2 separate regions of the Mus musculus genome follow, and region 2 is linked to region 1. The links are chromatin loops, found by intact Hi-C in ENCODE. Cell type or tissue: heart. All regions are shown on one strand. Links, peaks and the distances in the headings refer to the core of each region. The heading gives the core; the rest is flanking DNA. Region 1 overlaps Nr5a2 (nuclear receptor subfamily 5, group A, member 2). Region 2 has its middle 10 kb from the start of Gm25609.

The links. Hi-C counts contacts between places; a loop is a spot of excess contacts. Peaks named below come from ENCODE experiments on the same cell type or tissue, not always from the same donor. Only the 100,000 strongest peaks of a DNase experiment are listed, where the experiment ranks them.
Region 2: it touches region 1 in a loop (2.6-fold over the local background); 2 of 42 quality-filtered maps call a loop at or near these places.

What each region holds. Positions count from the first base shown.
Region 1 is chr1:136,861,069-136,871,442 of GRCm38, reverse strand. All of the region lies in intron 8 of Nr5a2 (nuclear receptor subfamily 5, group A, member 2), which reads left to right. Among named protein-coding and RNA genes, the nearest start is that of Nr5a2, 94 kb to the left of the region's middle. In heart, for the core only: a CTCF peak has its summit at 4,536 (motif pointing right); a DNase peak (open chromatin) is centred at 2,272; H3K4me3 peaks cover 339 bases; H3K27ac peaks cover 1,869 bases.
Region 2 is chr1:137,220,862-137,231,235 of GRCm38, reverse strand. No RefSeq gene overlaps it. Among named protein-coding and RNA genes, the nearest start is that of Gm25609, 10 kb to the right of the region's middle. In heart, for the core only: CTCF peaks have their summits at 4,580 (motif pointing left) and 5,537 (motif pointing right); no DNase peak of the experiment used is centred there; H3K4me3 peaks cover 260 bases; H3K27me3 peaks cover 1,102 bases.

The DNA.
Region 1 (10,374 bases), core at 1,143-9,142:
TCTTAACTTGTATCTCAACTTATCATTTGCACTAGGTTGGCTGAAACTCTGAGGAAGGGTGTGCCTTCTATGGAGGCCAGTGTTGGGCTCAGATTGGGACAGTTCTTCCTAACCAGGAAGGAATGGCTGCAGTTCAGTTGTTTGTCTTTTGCCCTATATTGTTTATATGTAGAAGCATCAGTAGATCATCTGAAATAAACCTTTCTCTTTGATATTCATCCTAAGAGAGATAACTGTTGTGCTGGCAACACTAATACCTATATTAAGGGCATATTCTTTCCTCCCCACCCCCACCCCCTGCGGTCTGTGTGCACACAAGCTGTTTTTATTTTAATCTAACCTTTTGGGGAGTTATTTTTATTTTTTCTTCAAGACAAGGTCTTACATATCCCAGAATCTGATCTTCCTGCCTCTACCTGGGAAGTTTGAGAAACATATGTAACTTCTTTTGGAAATACATTGCTGACTTGGGCACGACTCCATTACACGACCAGGACAGTTGCTTTTCAGAGAACTGACTAGACGCCTCCTCTTCCATACGTTACCAAGTCTCTGAGAGGTGAGAGCCTCACACAGTACAGCACACTGTCTCTGACCTACGACCCACTAGGCTTATTTCCATCTTTAACTTGTAGCGAAATTTATACAACATCAATTCCCATTTTATATAATTTTGAGCATACAGGTTAAACATATATATGTTGTTATATAACCATTGTCCCTCTCCTTCCAAAATTGAAACTTTTTCCCCATGAAGGTGTAATTCCCATTTTCCCTTCCCTCCAGCCTCTGGAGCCACCTTTCTGTTTAGGAAGTGTCTTCAACATTGAACATCGAACTTTGCCTATCACGTAACATTAAAGTTATGCCCTGTCTCCCAGTGGTACTGAATGCAGTAGCTTTCAAATGCTACATTACAATACAGCCTCAAATGCTTCCCCTTTATTCACATCGCTAGCCTCAAATTCACAGGACCAAGCAGAGTGAGAGAGTAAGGAGTAGAGCGCAAACTATGAATTTGTGAGTCAGGCATAAGCGGCACATCCCTCTAATCCCAGCCTGGGCTGCATGAATAAGGCCCTGCTAATCATTAGATCAACAAATAAACAAGCAAGCTCGTGTATGTTTTGAGATATTTTTATTGACAAAACGATGAACTTCAAAATCGGAGGTCTTGGTCCTACCATCTAGAATCCAAGCACCTGGGATGAGGTGGAGCTAAGCATCCTCCCTGTGACACTGTGGCTCGTCCTGAGTGACAGCTTCCTTAGCTATCAAACTTCAGGCTCCAGAACCTCTGCCGTGGGCACTGTGGGTGTAAGCTTCATCTTTCACTCATCTCTCCCTCCGCTTCTGTGTTGCTTCTTTGACAGTGCTCCATTTATCATTTTCTATTGTAATTGTTTTGTGGGTCCACAGCTGGAGGACCAGCTCGCCCTTCACACTGTATCTTGAGCATCTAGCATCATTCCTGGAATGCCCTTCGTATTAGAAAGCAGTGCTTGCTTAGTTGGCACATTCACTTATGACCGCCCGTGAACAGTGTAATTTGTACGCATTGTTTCTGAGCATCACAGCAAGTTAAGATACAGTTCATGCGCTGTCCTTATGCTATCTTCCCAAGAGCCGGGGAAGTCCAACCACATCAAAATCACCCCGGGAAGTAGGTAGCAATAAGTAAGAGCTCTGCACACTTTAGACACCAAAGGCCAGATTTCTGCACAACTCCCAACTGTTTTTCCGGCTAATTGATTAAGGGAAACTATAAGGGCAATCTCCACATTTGTCAGTTACAACGATGGTAATTCAATCTAAAGTAGACCAGTCAGGAGCCTGGAGGGAATCAAATCTTTCTAGACCCTCAGAAGCTGAGTACAGGCCAGCTACTTGCCTTTACCCTTCCTTACTCGGCTGCAGCCCGTCCAAAGCTCGGCAGCTTTCAGACACTTGCTCTCTGTTTCCCAGTCTGGAGAATGGACTTGCCAGTTTGATCACTGCAAAGTCAGACACACTGTAGCTAACAGGGTAAGGATGTTTTATGCTGGCCACCTGTCTCCCGCTCCTATCTCGACAAACCTTTATGATGAGCAGAAGGGTCAGTGGTCAGAGTCTGGGATCAAAAACTTGAAGAACCGGAAAATAAAAAGAAAGCCAGGAAAGAGTTTTAGTAATTAGCAATTTCTCCTAAAATTAAGAGAAAATAAGCTGTTGTTGTTGGCTACAAAGAATTCCGAGATAGATGGAATACCCATATGTGCTGGCGCCGGTCCAGAGCCGTGCATATCAGTGGACCTGGGGCCCCTGGATACTGTAACAGTATCGTTTCTAATTATAACTTCAAGGAAATTCCTCTCTCAATGAGGTAGCTGCAGCAGCTTATTCTTCTCTTACAAAAGAAGACTGCCTTTAGCATTTAAAAACATCTTGCTTTGCTCTCATTGCCCCAGGGTGTATTTTCCAGATTTCTGTTTGAGAATCTTTGGAATCCTAGGGAAACCTGCCCCCCCCCCCCCATATTGCTACCTCTCACATTCGTTCACTACACGGCGAACACCACCATTGGGTGATTCTTTCTCCAGTTCATGGCTATTTACAAACCAGTCCTCTACATATCTTATTCTACTATGTTATCAGGAAATTATTTTCATTTCTATAGAAATTTTAAAAATATTCTCCTATTCAGCTTGGCCATATTATAATGCAGAGTAAACAAGAGGCCCCATTACCTCTAATCAAAAATCAACACTCTTAGTTATTTCATTAATTAGTGTAAGTTGTCATTTAGAATTTGTACTTGTGATTATCAGTGGCTTGGAACACCCTTCTCCTGTTTTTCTGAACTCTCGGCTCACGTCATTAGCCCATTGGGAATATATGCTTTTCTCACTCACAGGGTCCTTCCCTTTTCTCTAAGGGTAACTGGAGGGGTGAATTCTGTCTCTTTCACGGAAGTAGCCATAGTCATATTTTCCTGTGTGATTCTTGCTGTTGGTTTTTTCTTTAGGGAACCCTCAGCCTTTAAGGTGTCTGTGTGGGTGTATGTCTGTGCTGTTGTGTTTATTACAGTACAATCCTTTCCCGTGATATCTTCCAATTAGTCAATAACCGCAAAGCTAAGTAGTTTTTGAGGAAAAGAAGCATTTACCAATCATTTGGAATGGATTTTCTATAGTTTACTTTGGACAGATAGGAACACTACATCAAAATGAAGATGTATATTTTCATATTTAGATTATTACAATATTCAGACTAGTGTTTTGTGTGTGTGTGTGTGTGTGTGTGTGTGTATGGTGCATGAGATTTTATTTTTCTTTTATAGGTAGTTAATTGTTCCAATGCTACTTATAAATAAAATACTTTCTTATTTTAATGCTGTATCTTTTATATATTCAAAGAGAGTGTGTGTGTGTGTGTGTGTTTGTGTGTGTTTGTGTGTGTGTGTTTGTACATGCATATGGATCTCTTTCTGAATTTTATATCTTATGTCACTGCCCCCTTTGGTAATTTCAAAGCAAAGTTCCATGTGTTTTCATCCTTCTTACAGGAACCTTTCTGTTTCTCTCTATCTAGCTTTAGCTGTCCAGATCTCACTCTGTAGTCCAGGCTGGACTCAAGCTCCCAGAGACCCATCTGGTTCTAGTTCCTCTGTGCTGTGATTTAAAGTGTGCACCAGTGTGCCCAGCTCCTTAGAATGAATCTTGAAGACTGGCTAATTGGTCTCAATCATTGGCTTTCCCCGTCCCACAGAAGTTGCAGGTTTGGGCTATTCTTCCACAGACAGCTAAGGTGGGATTTTGGTTGAAATTGCTTTGTGTTTAGGAATTGATTTGGGGAACGTGATTTACTTCACGGACCTGAAATTCTGTCGTTTGTGAGGGTGGTTTCTCTTCAGTGGGCAGGATTTCGTTGACAGCCTTCGGGGAAGCTGTGTCACTTCTCCACAGACATCTGTTGGCCACACTTTTCTAGCGACTTCCTATATAGTTTGTTTTTACACTGCAGTGCCTTTTCTTGACATCTTCTACACTGAATATTTTTAAGTGAATTAATGTATAATTGGCCACCTGATTCCCTTGATACCTGAAATCGCTTTTCTGTAGTTTAGTTTGGAGTTAAAACAGTGCAAAACTTATTTTCACAAGAGCTGACAGAAGCCTAGAACATAAACCATCATATTTTCATAAGAGGTACAAATATTTTCACATCTGGTCAACAATGTAATATATTTGTACCTCTTATAAGAATAATTATGAACTCTCAGAAATTAGTATGGTTTTTGTTTGTATAGAAAGCAAAGAAAATACATTGACTTTGAAGATATGCAGCTATTTTTTGCCTTCAATTTCAGTAGATCCCCTTCTTTATTAATTTATTCGCACTCTAGATAGATTCTTGAGTTGAACACTTCTTGATCTGTTATATTTTTATGGAAAGAATTGGGGTTTGAAAGTTGCCTCTTGGCACAACTATAATTGTTAACTGCAGAGACAATGGCGGTCAGGGAGTCTAGAAGGGCATGCTTGTTACCTTTCAGAACTCTAGGGGGCGCCACTCCCACAAGCGTCTTTGCCAGAGCCCGAGTGGCCCTTTCTCGTGGGCCCGTATTCACCTCCAAATATCTCATATCTCTATTCTGCTCTTGGGCCTTTAAAAATTTGTGGTTTCTCAAGCAGTGGGCTTTCAATTTCTAAGCAAATATCAGTTTGGCCATGCTTTCATTTCCGGAATGTAAATTATGAGCCACATGTCACAGAGACTCCTTTTGTAATGTGCTATTTAGTTAATTTTTGGAAGTTTGGCTTGTGTAATACAGTATGTTTGTCAAGTGTCAGGTTTTATTCACTTCCATCATTCTGATCATTTTAATGCATTTTTGTGGTAGGCTTACTGTTATTGAATAATAGTTCTACATGTTTTTTTTTTTTTTAACCGTGTGTGTCTTTTGGGAGTCTGTGCATCTGAATGCAGTACCCGTGGAGGATAGCCTTAGGCTCCCCATGCACCTGGATTTGTATGTGATTCAAAGCCACCAGGAGCTGAACTCACATTCTCTTGGAGGACAGATGATTTGTGTTCTTACAGGCCTCTGTCAGCTCTATGCCATGCCATTTCCCACCCCAACGGTGAGCCATCTTCCTATTCGATCTGTGAAACTGACTCCAGTTTGTCTTTCCAAACTCACAGAGAGGCTGCTCTGCTCTCTTCTCAGCACACCTACCCAACCCAACAATCCGAGGAACTTCTGCCAAGTCGTGCAGTTGGTTTCTGTTCTGTCTTCTAGACACACCACACCTTTTCCTATGCCCAGGCCCTGAGAAGTTCCTTTTGCCACAGCTAGCGTGATAGTACCTCAGACCATTGTCCAGGAGCTGCCCATGCTGGCCTTCCCAGGTTTCATGAGAAGCCCCGATTCCTGGAGCTTTGCCTGGGGCCACGAAATAGGCAACGTGTCAATGGGTAGAGCCCAGAAATCTGAATATAAATGATCTGCCAAGAACTCTCCACCATTCGATGTCCTAACAGTTACTCCTAAATGTTGTTCCCCTGAATCAACTAAAGGGGAAAGGTTTTGTTAGTAGTGCCCAGAACTAAACCAGAATATGCAGTGTATGGTGTCCTTATTTCAGGAGCGTCTCCAGGGAGCCTAAAGCCGATGGTCCACTTTCCTGTATACTAAGTTACAGGAATATCTTAACCTTGTATTCTGACACATAAACCAAGAGTATACAGAAAGAGTGAATTTTCAGATGCTTCTGAAAAATAGGGGGTCCACATAAGTTCTCACTGTAGCTTCTGAGAGCTTCGCTGTTTCAGATAGCAAAGGCATCTGGAAGAACTAGTCTCACACTGCAGCAGGGATGGCTTCTTTGCTCTTTGTTCAAACATTAGGCACCCAAGAGTCTTCACCTTCAAAAGAGATAAATTTATAGGAGAGTTGTACTAGATAAACAACAACAATAGTAATAAATAAAATAAATTTTCTATTGTTACCAGAGATTCATTTCCAAATCTAACTGTAGTTTACTTATAAAAAAATTATTGGAGTAACTGAGCTGGCATCACCTAGTGATGATGCTTGCTACCAAGCCTGATGACATAAGTTCAAACCCCGAGACGCACATGATGGGGAGAAAAATTCTTATAAGTTGTTCTCTGACTTCCACATGGCATGTACACGCACGCACACACACACACACCTACCCACCTAAATATGAAAGACTACATGCAAGACACTAGATTATATTAAGTATTAACAAATTTACTATGTGTTTGTTAGCTAAGAGATTCATACAATTTTAGCATATACAAACACACACACACTGGTAGAGTCCAGGCAAAGGCCTCGTGCATACCAGGTAAAACATGCAATTGCTATGCTACATCCACAGCCAGTAAGCTATCTGTGTTTTGCATTGGTTTATAAATATTCTCTTAAGGGAACTGACCTGTCTTTAACACTCCCAAGCAGAACAGCATCGAAGCCTGCTGCCCTGGTTCCTTAGCTGTGGCCGCCGTCGGAGTCTGGCTGAGGAGGCGGTTACAGAGCTGTTTTTCATAGGTGTGATTTTTTTTTTTTAATAGCTTGCACAAAAGCCATCCACAGGTACCAGTCAAACCAAGCGTCATTCTCTACCGCTGGTCCTTTCTCAGGCAACCTAAGGCATGTTTAAAATTCTTCTCAACTAACAAGAAAGGGTATTTGTGGACATTAAACATAAAATAAAATTAAGTTGGAAGTAAATTTTAGATGATACTATGTTCAAATCACAAGGGTGGCCACTCTCCTGGTCATTGTCTATGGTGTCCTTAGTTTCTAGGCTAGAGGGCCAGCTGGGCTGGATCTCAAAATTTAGTCAACAAGTCTCTAGTCTTTGGAAATTTTGAGAATCTCTTGAGGGCAGAGAGATGGCTCGGTGGTTAAGAGGATCTGACATTCTTGCTGGGGGCCTGAGTTCTATCTAGCACCCACATTGCACAGCTCACATCATCTGTAACCCCAGCAACACATCTGCTGCCTGCCTCTGGCCTCCAGGGTGCCTATATTTATATGCACACCATCACAGACAGACAGACAGACAGACACACATGTACAGATAATTGCTTGTTCTAAAACAAGCTTATAATGGATGTATAACACAAAAGTTTTTATTTTTCAAAACCATAGTAACTAGTCAGTAAAGCAGCTATTGAATATTCAGTAGATGTCCAATATCCAATTAAATATGGATTTGATTGATGACAAAAACAAAATTGGGTAACTAAGTAGCTAATAGTCATGTTCGAGCAAACAAAAAGAAACTATGAATATGAGAGAGAGAGAGAGAGAGAGAGAGAGAGAGAGAGTTTATTGTTGAGTAGAGAATGTGTGAATATGCTCAGGGAGGGCGAGAGGGGTTCTATAAATTGCAAGCTGAAAGGGGAGGGGTTTTTGTTTTTGTTTTCAGCATAAGTCCAGCATAGTGGCCCTGGTGGCGCTGGGATGCCACAGCTCAGAAGGCTGAGTTGGGATGATTCTGGGCTCCAGGTCTTCCTGGGTTAAATGGTGGGACCCTGCTCAAATACAAAAAACAACCTGGTTTGTTAAGATTACCTCCTTGTGAATGCCCTTCCCTTTGTATACATCAGTGAGTAATTCTGACATTGATCTCTGGTTATTTTCTATCCTTTCCTCCTTTATCACCTTGTCTCTCGCTACGCTAGTACTGTGTATTTCCAGACCAGGTCAGGAGGAATTATGGAAGAACAGGGTCAGATGCAGCCATGGATGGGGTACCCAGGGCTTCTTCCCCACCACTTCCCATGTTGTCCCGAAGATCAGTGGTTAGCACCTGACTGTCATAGGGCTCTTATTAGATGAAATGTGTGTGTACATATATCTCTATATAGAGAGATATAGATAGATATGTACAGACTCTCTTTCCATTGTGCTTGTGCCAAAGAAGAGTGTCCGTCAGACACCGGCTGGTGGCTATCTGAAAGCACCCAACAGCTGGTGTCTGTCATATCTGTGTGTTCACACTTAACACGCACCAGAGTCAAGGAGGAAAGAGAGAGCCCTGCGTGCAGCAGCCTGGCAACTCTCAGCAAAGCCACAGCATCATACTATATGGTGGCTCGGTACTGATGGTGGCTGTGCCTGTGGAGCCTCAGCCTGCATTTCCTTATTGTAAGCTCCTGGCCATCACTTAGGGCCTACATGTTGGTTCTTTACGGACATCTGCTTGACTTCCTTGAAGCAACCCCTCCCGCCAACCCTTCCCCATTGAGCACCATGTAAGGATGACTTTATCAAAGTTATTCTATGAACGTCTCTGTCACTTGTTTGAAGTCCATAGTGCAAAATAAGCACATAGTAGGGGTCCACACTGCCCGTAGATGGTAAGTGAATGGGCAGGTTGATAAATAATGGGGATTGAGTAGAAGCCACAACAAAGAGTTTGAAAGATACATCGCCATCCTATGCTCTCCTCTCCAGTCCTCCTCTCTACCTTCCCACCCCCCTCTTCCTCCCACCCCTACCTCCTCACTCACCCCTTTTTCATTCAGACTGGTGATGAAACCAATCAAGGCTAACTTGAAACCTCCAACCCCTCTTCTGCCTCCCTTGTCGGGTGCCTGCCAGAGGAAACAAACCTCCGGACTGTCCATAGAGGAGTTAATGGGGAGACCACCCCTGCTTTGTTTTTACAGCATCAACCTGGTGTAGAGACAGGCAACTCTTCCGACTCCAGTGAGCGTCATCCATATTTAATGCTCCTTGCTATCACAGTCAAGCATCTCAGATGGTTATCAACACCACTTAAAAATATGACGCCTTGTTAAATAATTAATACAGGTGATGGGGAAGCTTCAGGCAATGCTCAGAGCTCTAGTAATTAACGGACTGGTTACAAGATGCAAGTAAGACGACGGCTTAACCACTAAAGCCACCACATAGGGCTGGATGCTTTAACATTAAGCCGCGTATATGTGAATGGCGACATATAGATTTGGTTCCTGGGCAGTAGGGGAGAGGATCACAAGCTCTCACCAATTTAGAGACTGTCAGAAAACATAGGCCTTCCTCATGCCCCAAGCATGCCCCCTGCCCCGTCTCCAAGCACTTCGCAGTACTTGGTACCTTTTTTATAAGGCAGAAGCTGAGAGTGTACATCTTTTCTGTTCTGAAATCTGTTTCATCCACCTCCCTTGAGCATTTAGAGACGAACCAAAGCTCTGTTTGTTTGTTTTCTTGCTTGTTCTCAATATTGTAGGCTGTTCTCAGAAATTAGCCTGGAAGCTTTCTTGGAGGAATTAGTCTACAGCATCTCTGTTCTAGGAACTGAGAAGGGAAAATGGCCCCGTAACTGCTCACCAGCCGGCAAATTCCCACTCAGCCCGCCCCACCCACCCCGAGGAAAAGAGAAAGCTTTGTCAGATGAAACATTGTCTTGCGTCCTTTTGCGCCATTCTGGACAGTCAGTCTGGTAGGAAGTATTGGGCGATAATAGGACGGTCTTTTCAGAGAAAGCCCCGGGTTTCGAGTTAGCAGGAACCATCTATCAGTTCTTAGGATTATGCCGTGATTTACTGTCAGGGCACCATGTATTCTGTGATTTTCTGCCTCCTGTGAATCATTGTGCTTTCCTTTCCTATTGATGTATCAACTATAATAGTTACAAGCAGCTACAGAAAAATCAATAGCTAGCTTTCATTACTGTGTACATCAAGTCAAGAGCCCCACGCATCAAGAGCGGACCTTGTTAGATACTCACCAGTAGAAGAAGGTAGAGCGCTACCTTACAGATTGAATGAGAAAGATCAACTTAGAGAATTGTAGGCATTCAGAATTTGTAAATATGGGCGTCTCTCTCACGCATGTGATATTTATGTTTAAGCCTTTTATCAAAGGAGAACAAGCATTCCAAAATGAGCATAAATATCAGCTGCCATGTGTTCTGTTCTGTCATTTTCTCAGGCCATCCAGGCAGCAGGAATCAGTACTAGCATAGTGACAGTTGGCTGTTAACGTGCTCAACACCCAGGCAAGTACTGGGCAGGCCTCAGAGGACTCTGAGTTGCCCAAGTCTTAACCGAAGACTTTCATTCTCTTTGAGAATGATTGTGGGAAAAAGAAAAGGATATGGGACTTAAACACAACAAAATGTTTATTGTTTTTGGATCCTATTTAACTCCCAGATAGCGCATGTAAATCAAGGCAGCCTGAGAGTAAAGCACACGTGCAGGTCCTCTGGGGGCTGGCAAAGGCCCTAGCGTTCTCCAGAGTGTCAGCCTTTCATTTGGGCCACACTCACCGGAGACAAGCAAAGCAATTCTAAGGAGTCTGGGTTCTGATCCATGTGGAATCATGAAACCCATAAAGTCTGCATCCAA
Region 2 (10,374 bases), core at 759-8,758, 360 kb before region 1:
TATTTACCGCAGGAGAATGCTTCTCTGATGATGGCTGGGAGAGGCATTGATCTATAGGTATCGAAGAATATTGTTGACAGGTCCCTTGATTGCTAACTTCCTTTAGCAGAACAATAGTATCTACCTTCCCCCTAGGCCCATGCCTATCTCGTCTCAGGTTCTTGGCTATCTAAGTAGTGTCAGGCATAGGTTGCATCCCACAGAGTTGCCTTAATCTGATAGTGGTTGGTCACTCACAAAACGTGTGTGCCATTATTGCACTGGCATATCATGCAAACAAGGTACCATCGTAGGCCACAGTGTTTGTAGTTGGGTTGGGGGTTATGATTCTCCTCCAGGAACGTGCAGAGTACCTCCCAGTACTACAAGCACTAGTCAGTAGGGGTTAAGGCCCCGAGTTAGGCACCAGATTGATTAATCTGTATTCAACAAGATACGTGAGTGTCGTCCTCAACAACAGGGCCTTATCATCAATTTGTTGAGAGCAATCAACCACCTTGACAATAGCCTGGACTGCTTATGGGTGTTCATGGGACCCTTTTGACCAGTGACTAAACTTTACATAACCCATTCTGAGCACTAGATTCACTTGGTGGTGAAAAGTATCTATTTGAGACGTTGTCTCCCCTGTTATTTGGTGACTCCACTTAGACCTCTTTTGTTTATGTATATATTTGAGGAAACTTCTACAATGGTAGGTTTCCATAAGACCCCTCAAATGGCCTTAGTGTTCGCTGTCCCTCCTTGCATCCCCCTACTCTCCCTCCCATCTTCATCCCCACCTACTCCAGTCTCTCCTCTGTCTCTATCATTACGTATTTCGTCCCCTTCCTTTGGAGATCCTCCCCTCCTTCCTAGTCCCTTACTTGATGCCTAACTTCTGTGGTTACATGGATTATAACATGTTTATCAAATGCTTAAAAGCTAACATCCATATATATAAGAGAAAACATATTTCTTTTGAGGGGTCTGGGTTACCTCACGGAATATTTTTTTATTTAGCTCCGTCCATTTATCTGTGAGTTACATAATTTTGTCTCTTTAACATCCCATTGTATAAATATACTAGATGTTCATTATCCATTCAGCAACTGACAGACATCTAGGCTTTTTTATTTCTGGCAGATATGAGTAGATCAGCAATGAACTTGCATTTGCAAGTATCTCTGTAGCAAAATGCATGGTCCTTTGGGTATAGGCTCAAGAGTGGTGTAGCTGGATCTTGAGGTAGCTCTCTTCCCAGTGCCTGTAGAGTGAGTCTCCACACTCATTTCTATAGGGGCTATACCAGTCTGTATTTCTACCATCAATAAATTAGTTTTAATCAACTGATGGAATGAACTGGGTAATGAACTAGAAAAATAACGAATGCATTTCTTTTTGACTTTAAAAATAAAATCAATCTACTACCTCTGCTAAAATACATATCAAAAGATATGTAGTGATCCCTTGCCTTATCTAGAAACCTACATTTTACTATCTTCTATCCTCACAACAGAATTATAGGAACTTATTTTTAATTTGCATCAGAGACAGCTATGTACTAGAGAACATGAAGATGTTGCCCAAGATCAAACTGTCAGAAATGATAGAGATTTAAAGACACATTGGCCTTACTCCTAACCCAACCAAAAACACCTGTCGACCTGGGTTCCTATGTCTCCGCTAATGGCTCAGTAGTGCATGCCTCATGGCATTGCCAAAGGCTTATCAGATGGACTGGACGGGGTATACCAATCCCTCCTTCTTGGCTACCATAATAATCACTTCATCGTTTGCTTCCTACTTTTTCCCTCTCTAATCCATAGACCTCTCTGACCCTTTGCTATCTCTCAAGCCAAAAACCTGACTTAAAGCTTTAAGAATACATATACATATGTAATAACAATTAGTGAAAAAGGCCATGGAGTTGGAAGAAAGTAAGGAAAGACATATGTGCAAGTTTGGAAGGAGGTAAAGGAAGGGGAAAATGATGTCATTTTATTGCAATATTAAAAATAAAAAATAATAAAGCCATTTTTATTTAATATGTAAATAAATGAAGTTGTAAAACCATTCAAAGAAAAACTGGTTGAAATGAAGACAAGGAAAGATCAAAGTTGTAAATTACTGGAGCTCCTAAGGGAGAGAAAGGGATGAAAGGGGGAGGAGAAAGAAAGGAAACCATGAAATAGAGGAAAAGATTAATGTTAAAAACTACAACCAAAGAAGACATTATAGAAATAAAAGAAACTGGCTTTACATATGGAAGATGCAGTGGAGAGCTGGGGAAAGGCTCAGAAACCTGGAGTCCAGGGCAGACATCAGTGAAAACATTCAAAGTTTACAGATGAAGTTAAAAACCCTCAGGTCCTGAGACAAAAAGAAAATCTATTTGCTGACTCCAAAAGCAAGAGCATTTCCAGAAGCCACAAAGAAACTAAAAAGTTCTCAAAATCTCCGGAAATCCCGAGCTGAAGAGTTCATATCCACCCAAATGTAGGTCAAATATCAGTGGTGTCAGTACGGCTCAAAAAGAGTGGAATTCCTAAAAGCTTGAACATGCTTCTCTCCTGGGTGATATCCTAAAGAATACTGTTGTCAAACCAAACGTGCCTGGGGTATCTGTGACAGAAGGAGAGATGGCCACAGCTGGGATATTTATCTCTGCAGAAGTAAGTCTATAATGATGAGCCTCTGAACACTGTGTATGTAGTATGTGGATGGGACTTGTTTTCATAGATGTAGAACATAGGTTAAAAAAAAAAACTCTTAGCTTTCTGACTTAAATGGTTCAATGTGAGTCAGAAAATAATATTTAAAGATGGCAGAGTGCATAATAATAAAAAGTGGATCCAACATTAATTGGCACAAGAGGACCAAATTCTAAGTTCCTGGGAAAAATTCAGCTAGTAGAAAGATGTAATAAAACACAAACACTAAACATAAAATAATATAAATGGTAATTGCATCACAACCAAACAGGAGACCAAATACAGCAGTTGCAATATCAAATGAGAAACTAATTCACTTAATAAGAAAAATGTTTTTTAATTGGGTCATAAAGTGCAAATGCAATTGTGCATACAATATTAAAATATGTTTGTGTATATGTGCCTATTGATTATATGCTTTTTTTAAAGTGCTGAAAGGGGGGAAAAGTAAGTCAAAATTCAAACAAACAATTCGATGCAACTGAACTGCGTTTCAAAGACTTCTATAATCACTGTTAAACAAAACTAACTCCAAGAAACTTCTGAATAGCGTAGAGTCCCAAAGTTGGGATAGAGATGCTGATACAAAGTAGATCTAGTATGTTGATGTGATTGTAACATTCTGAAACTATCTGACATGTTTGTAGTATTGAATGAAGGAGAACCTGTGTTGGTAACCTTGGTATTTCAAGGACAGCACACTTGCTGAGGAAGGAAAACTGGGCATGTCCAATATCACCCAATAATGAAAAGTCACCCAGTAACAAAAAGGTGACGTGCATGACACAAGTCACATGACAACAACATGAACGCACTTTGAAAACTCCACAGAGGAACTGCATATGAGGAGTGCATACTGTGGGATTCTGTCCCTATCAAACTCTAGGTCAGACAAAAATAGTTAGGAGACGGAAGTACTGTTTATACATGACATAGGTTGTGATGTGCAGATCACTCATTAAATGCAGTGCTGCCTTTCAACTACATGCAAATTATAACTCAAATTTTTTTTAAAAAAAAAAGAAGAGCCAGGCATAATTTACATGTCACATAATAATTGGCTTTGTTACTTCATTGCCAAGGAAACTGTTCTCATTAACAGTGCTCACACAGCAAACTAAGAGCCTCTCCTCTCCACACCAGTGAGAAATGTAAATTCTTTTGACTGTGACCTGATAATCAAAGGTCAGTCATGGCCAAGCTGCCTCTAGCCATTCCCAGGGGACATAGGGGACTTAAGGCACAGGAGTGAGGGTCATGTATAAGTGACAGTTGGAAGAGTGAACACACATCGACGTGGCTTTCCTCCCTTCCTTACACAGCTGTTGCTGCAGGCTGCCACCAGATGCTCGGTGAGGTGGGGCTTTGGGTTTTGCTCAACCTTTCTTAGCTTTTCAAAGAGGAAATGGAATACGAAGAGAAGTAATTTTCTTCTGAAGAAAACTTCTCTCAGAAAACACACATTTAACCAAACAAACAAAATCTACAACTTGAATGCCAAGGTCTTCTCTAGCAACTGAAACTTAACTGATGAGCTGCAGAGGTCGTGAGCACTTACTGCTCTTGCAAAGGACACAGGTTTACTCCCAGCACCACGTGGTTAACTCACAACCAGGGTTCTAGCGCCCTCTCCTGACCTCCTCAGAACCAGGCAGTCTCCGGGTGTATTTACATACAAGCAGACTCAACACACATACATACAAAATAAAAATCAACGAATCTCTCTTTTAAAAAGTTAACTTTGACAGAGCCAGGAGAAATGGCTCAGTAGTTAAGAGCATTGGCTTCTCTTTCAGGGAACACAGGTTTGATTCTCAGCACCCACATGGTGGCTCACGACTGTCTCTAACTCTAGTTCTAGTGGACCCAGTGCCCTCTTCTGGCCTCCACAGGTACTGCATGCATAGTGCACATACATGGTGTCAAAACAGTCATACCACACATATAAAATAAAAACAAACTATAAATCTTCATTAAAGTTAACTTTGAAAAATGGATATATAAAAATAAACCACTATGCCACATTGTTCAATCATCCATATTTTGAAAATCAGATTTTACATTTCTAAAGACATCCACATTCTAATACCTATATAAGCGTGTATTTCTAAAATATTTTATGCCTAAATTTTTCTGGTCTCTGTGGACAACTATACACACACACACACACACACACACACACACACACACACACACAATTTTGAAAAATAAGTCCTGTTTTGAAACAGAATCTTATGATGTATCCCTAGTTAAATAAAATAAATAAATCTGTTTTTAAAAGTCTTCCTGGCAAAATCAACTCTTTTTTATACCTTTAATAATAACAGATAAAGTTTTACAGCAGGCAAAGGACACAAATAATTTAAAATTTATTCTAATGTTTATTGGTATTTGAGTCTAAGAACAGAACAATATTAACAAGGGATTATAATATTCATATATAGTAGTAATATCAGAATCAAAGCTCCAATTTTTTTACAGTGTGTTTATAAAGATAATGCAAAGTGAACAAATTTTTAAAAACACAATAAAAAAATAATAACGTTGAAATTCTCTTTGGCCATTGTGCTGTATGCTCTCCAATAAACAAGGTAAATCTACAATCACAGGGGTTTTGTTCCAACTCCAAGATACGGTACACTCTTACAAGTCTCTACAAAGGAAATAGTCTTCATTTATAGAAGAGTCCGACATCCCGCCCCCATTTTTCCTTCTAGTGGTATGACTCTGTACTTCAATTTTCCTATATATAGGTAAAGATTGCTGCATCTAAGAAAGCCTATTGGGCAGAAAGGGATTAGATGGGAGAGAAACTGGTCTAAACAGCACCACTGGCTTTTATCCACTAGATGTCAGTCACGCAGTTAGCATCAATTTACATCCTTAATCCCAATGACACAATCAGAAGCATAGGAAGTTCTCCAGACCCTGGGTGAACGCAGTGTGTACCACAAAGAAGCCTGGAACTTCAGTGTTGTCTGGCCTGGTGACTGGAAACCCTGTCCTGCTCTAAAAAAGGGCTAAAGCCATTAAGAAAACACTGGCTTTCCCCAAGTGTCATGGTTAGTTAAGGAAAACTGTGCTGGGGGAATTTGAGGTGACTGCAGTCAGTTCGTGAGAAAGAATATGTTACTGCTTCAGAGAGCAAGGTTCGAACGGCTAAACCTGGGAATACAGAACTGGAGAGCAGCATATGTCTTATAGATGTGGAATATTTCAAAGAGCGCACACAAAAAACAAGTGCTGATTCGATGAAGAATGAATGAGTTTTGGGAAAATTAAGAATCAACAAAGCATCTGGGTTGTTATCACCCAAAATCATGAACGAATTCTGCTCTACAAACGCCTAATGTTCTTTTCTCAGGGAAGAAAAGTGTGTGTGCAATTTATAAGGATGTTCTTAAGGATTCCCACTGAAAGTGTCATGTGAGGTGCGTGTTGCTTATGAGAAGGGAGAAAATGCTATCCACACGTTTGTCAGGTAGATTAGCTCTGTCTGTTCACCCAAGTCCTTAGGTGGATTGACAGTCTTGTTCAATGTGTTAGCTGCCACCATGGCCTGTATATGAACTCCTTGCCACATGACCATTCTCACTGTAATTCTACACAATTACCAAAGTAATGTAGGAGGCAAAATAGGAATAAGGCCCACGAACGCTTTGGGGAAAGTCTTAGTAAAACAAAGAAACCACATTTAAATGTTCTCAAATTTTTCTTCTACCTCCTTTAGTTTTGTGATTTCATAATGTAATATAATATTCCTTCAAATAATGAAAAAAATCTTTTTGCTGACTAACTGGAACATGCTGGCTCTTGAAGAATGTCAGTGTCTACTTTGCATTGCTCACCAACAACCCTGTCCTGTTTCTCCACATGAATGTCCACAATTCTGATGCCCCATGAAAGGCAAGGATGTCTCTCCTCTTTGTGCTGTCTCTGCTCTCATTCTTCAGCCCCCAGCTCAAACTCAACACTCTCCCTCCCTAGACTCCCATTGCACAAGATGAGAGAGAGAGAGAGAGAGAGAGAGAGAGAGAGAGCGAGAGCGAGCGCTTGGAGAATGAATTAGTCCTCCTGCCTAAATTCTGAGGCAGATGAACTCACAGACAAGAGAGTGCTCATATTTACAGTGTGTCTTCGTGTGATGAGAACCACATCTCCCCTTTGGTGAGGTCATTCTACTGTGCTGATGAAGTCCCCAACACTGGATGCCACCACTGGGCATCAGAGAAGCAAACTATCTGCCTGTCACTCATGTTGGGAGGAAGAAGAAATGAACTTGATGTTCTAAGAGGCATCCACGAAAGGTTGCCCTCCATCTGACAAGGCTCAGCTTCTACCCACATCCCCATATCACTAGCAAAGTAAATCCCTCTGCTGGGCACATGACTGCCAGCCCACTCGGTGCTGAAATGAGCCCCTGATGCAGGCAGATGAAGCTTGGTCTCAAAGAACAGAAAGTCTTGTAGGAAATAGGGATGGATGAAAGCCTGTAAGGTTCTAATGGGAAGTGAGTGAGAAGACCGTGTCATCAGAGAGCACATTGCTGCAGACAGCATGATTACTGCTGTGGAGTGAGAGATAGAGCTGGGCAGAGCAAAAGTGTAGATTCTCCAGGCAACCTATTCCAACGTGAGGAAGAATCCCATGCAAACAACAGAGATGGAGTTCCAGAAAGAGAGCCCTGTGCATGGATAGAAGGTGCTGGAGAATCCTTCCACAGAGCTCAGGGGTTCTGACACCCTGAGGAATATATTGCTCACAGAATATACTCAAAGCCACTGTTCTTAACGTTAGCTGTGGTTTTAGTCTCTCAAAGGCCTTGGCAAAGTGTGTTGCTAATTGAAAAATAAAAATAAATAAACAACAGAGTACTGAAAGAAAAGCCAGACTCTCCTACCTCTGGACAGTTGGTGCTGGGCTCCGCAGGGAAAACCTTAAGGAGAAAAATCAGGAAGACCTCAAAGGTGATATTTATAAAGGGCAAAATAGTTAATAGACTGTCAGAGGGAGAAGTTTATTAAGCCAAGCAATTAGCTCTTTATTTCAAAGGCCTGTGGTAAGACGTAATGAAAAAGGAAGAAGAAAAAAAAAAAAAAAAAAACCCACCACACAAGGTAATTGTAGTATCCAGGGAAGGCACAGACTTAATGAGCGTTTGTTAAGTACTTGGTGCCTTTAAAGTGGCTCTCAAGTGTTTTCTTATCAGCTCACAGTAGACAGCAGATACAGGTCTCTCTGTGGTAGTCCACGTCCTCGTGGAAGTCACAGTGAAACACTGAGACCTTAGAGTGCCGAGCAGCAGGCTTCCGGTGGGTCTGGCCAATCAGATGATAGCACACTACGTTACCGGTGGCCCAGATGGAGGTCAGCATGGATGGGAAGAGCCCGTCTACACCAGTGTGATCCCTGGAGGCACGTGGACTCAGGCAAATGAGCTGAGTAAAGTAACACAACTCGGATTCCCAGCTAGACTGAACTCCAGACTACAGACCCTCGCAGAGTGGTCCTCTGGGGTACCACAGTTTTGGTCAACATAGTGTTAAAACAGGACGGGTGGGAAGCCTAGAACAGCCAAGAAGAAGCCCCGCATTGAGCAGACATTTCAGTCAGTTCTCACTGCAACCCTACAACCCATCTGGATGGTTTCTGTTTTACAGATAAGGAATCGGTGACTCTGGACAGGTGCCACACTGGGTCCTCTGGCCACAAGAAGTCAGCCAGCCTGGATGGGAATACAAGTCTGTCTCACTCACTCAGAAATTCAGGATAATTTAGAAACTACTCATATTTCTTCTCACTGTAATTTCTATAATCTGCAGTGCCTTGTCTACTTTTGAGACGTACTATGCATTTTCTGAATCAAAACCATGTTGTCTAGATCTGGAGATATATGGGGTTGCTTCCTTCCTGGTTATCTGAAAGGACATTGGGAAAAATATTACAATACGTAATTCAAAACGCAGAGGCAGACAAGGGCGCAGACTTTACACGGACAGAATTAAAAGAGGGGAAATGAGAAAGTAACTAAATAAAAACCGAGCAACTGGATGACTAAAACTTTTAATTATCTAAAGATAAATTCATGTTTTTAAGAAATTAATTAAGTATCTGAGTAGTGAGGTGATCACACTCCTCAATTGATTTGATTAACATTCTAAGGAAATATGAAGTCATATTGACAATATTAGAAAATTTTGTATGCATGATAAAATATGCATAAGGAAAATATCACAGCAGTGGGGAGTGCCATAGAAAAAGTATATGATGTCAATTTTTCTAAAAACAAATCATGTTTTCAGTTGAAGTGAAAAACTATTAATTCTCTTTAGCAATGTGAATGTGTCTTAGAAAATAAGGTGAATATGTTACCCCTTAGCCCATCTTGCCTTCCCTTGTGTTCAAGTGAACTCAGAGATTGGCAGTGTCTTAGCGTGAAACACAATTAGTGTTCACAGATAAAGGAGATTACGACCAGAGGTCGTTCCTACTCCAAACACTCCGTCCCAAAACCCACAACCTAAAGCTTATCCCGGGTCGGTTGGTCCAGAAAACTGCTCATCACTAGCCCCTCCCATTTCCTCGGTCTTCTGACCTTCCCCCAGCTGGTCAGCCAGCCCCACAATCCATTAGACGCCGCGGCAAAAATCAAATGTATCCACGCTGGAGCTGTAATTCAATTCATCTTCTCCTTGGGTTTCCTCTGCTCTGTGCCAGGGTCATTTGTAAAGCCATCACTCACTCCAAACAGTTGCACCTGTGCTGCTATTGAAACGCCCCTTCCTCTAGAGGCCAGCCCTCCCTCGCCTCCATCCTCCCAGGCACCCCGGGTCCCCATTGCCCTTTTCCCAGGCACAAAAGCTTTCCTCTGCGAGGGAGGAACGCTAGAATTCCCCCAAGCCTTGGCAAGGAAATATTTAAATGTGATCTGAGGCTCTTCCTTTGTTTTATTTTTCTTCCTAGGGAAATTAATCTCTCTGAGGTATTCAGTGGATTCTTTTGCGCTTCCGTGAGGCAATACCATCCTGCGGGGCGTTAAGTGCTCACAGCTTGCAAAAGCTAAATATTTTCTTTTTTTTTTTTTTTTTTTTTCCTGCCGACACAGATGATACGTGCCTGGTTTCCTCAACCATCTCTAATTGAATACTTTGCTTCCTTGAAATTGTTTTAAACTTGGCTGTGAGAAATGTAGCGATGGACACCCAAGCCTCCCCGACTGGCAAGCGAGGCAGAATGCCTGGCAGCTGTGGCTCTCTAAGAGGTGCCCCCTCCTGACCCATAGTTCCTTGGCTGCTAACAAGCTGGAGAACTAAGCTCCCCTATCACGTCACTTCCTGTCTGCCGCTCCTTGACTATCACCTTTGGCTCCTAGAGGAAACCCCAAGCACTGATTTTTTTACCTTCCGAAGTCTGAAAGGACTTCCAAAGTCAAGCTGGTCCTAAACTCTGCCCTGTGTGAGGTTGGACCACTCACTCACCTTCGCTGACTTCACCTTCGTTATTTATACAATGTTAAGATGATACCAACCCTATAGGGCTGCCGTTATCTCTAGCACAATACCTGGCACACACTTGTATTGACCGTGTTCGTTTTTCTTTTCCATCTATTTTTTTTTTAACATCTTTAAAAGTTGTTGATGAGAGACAAGCTGTACCTCCTAGACCTAGCCATCTTTTAGGG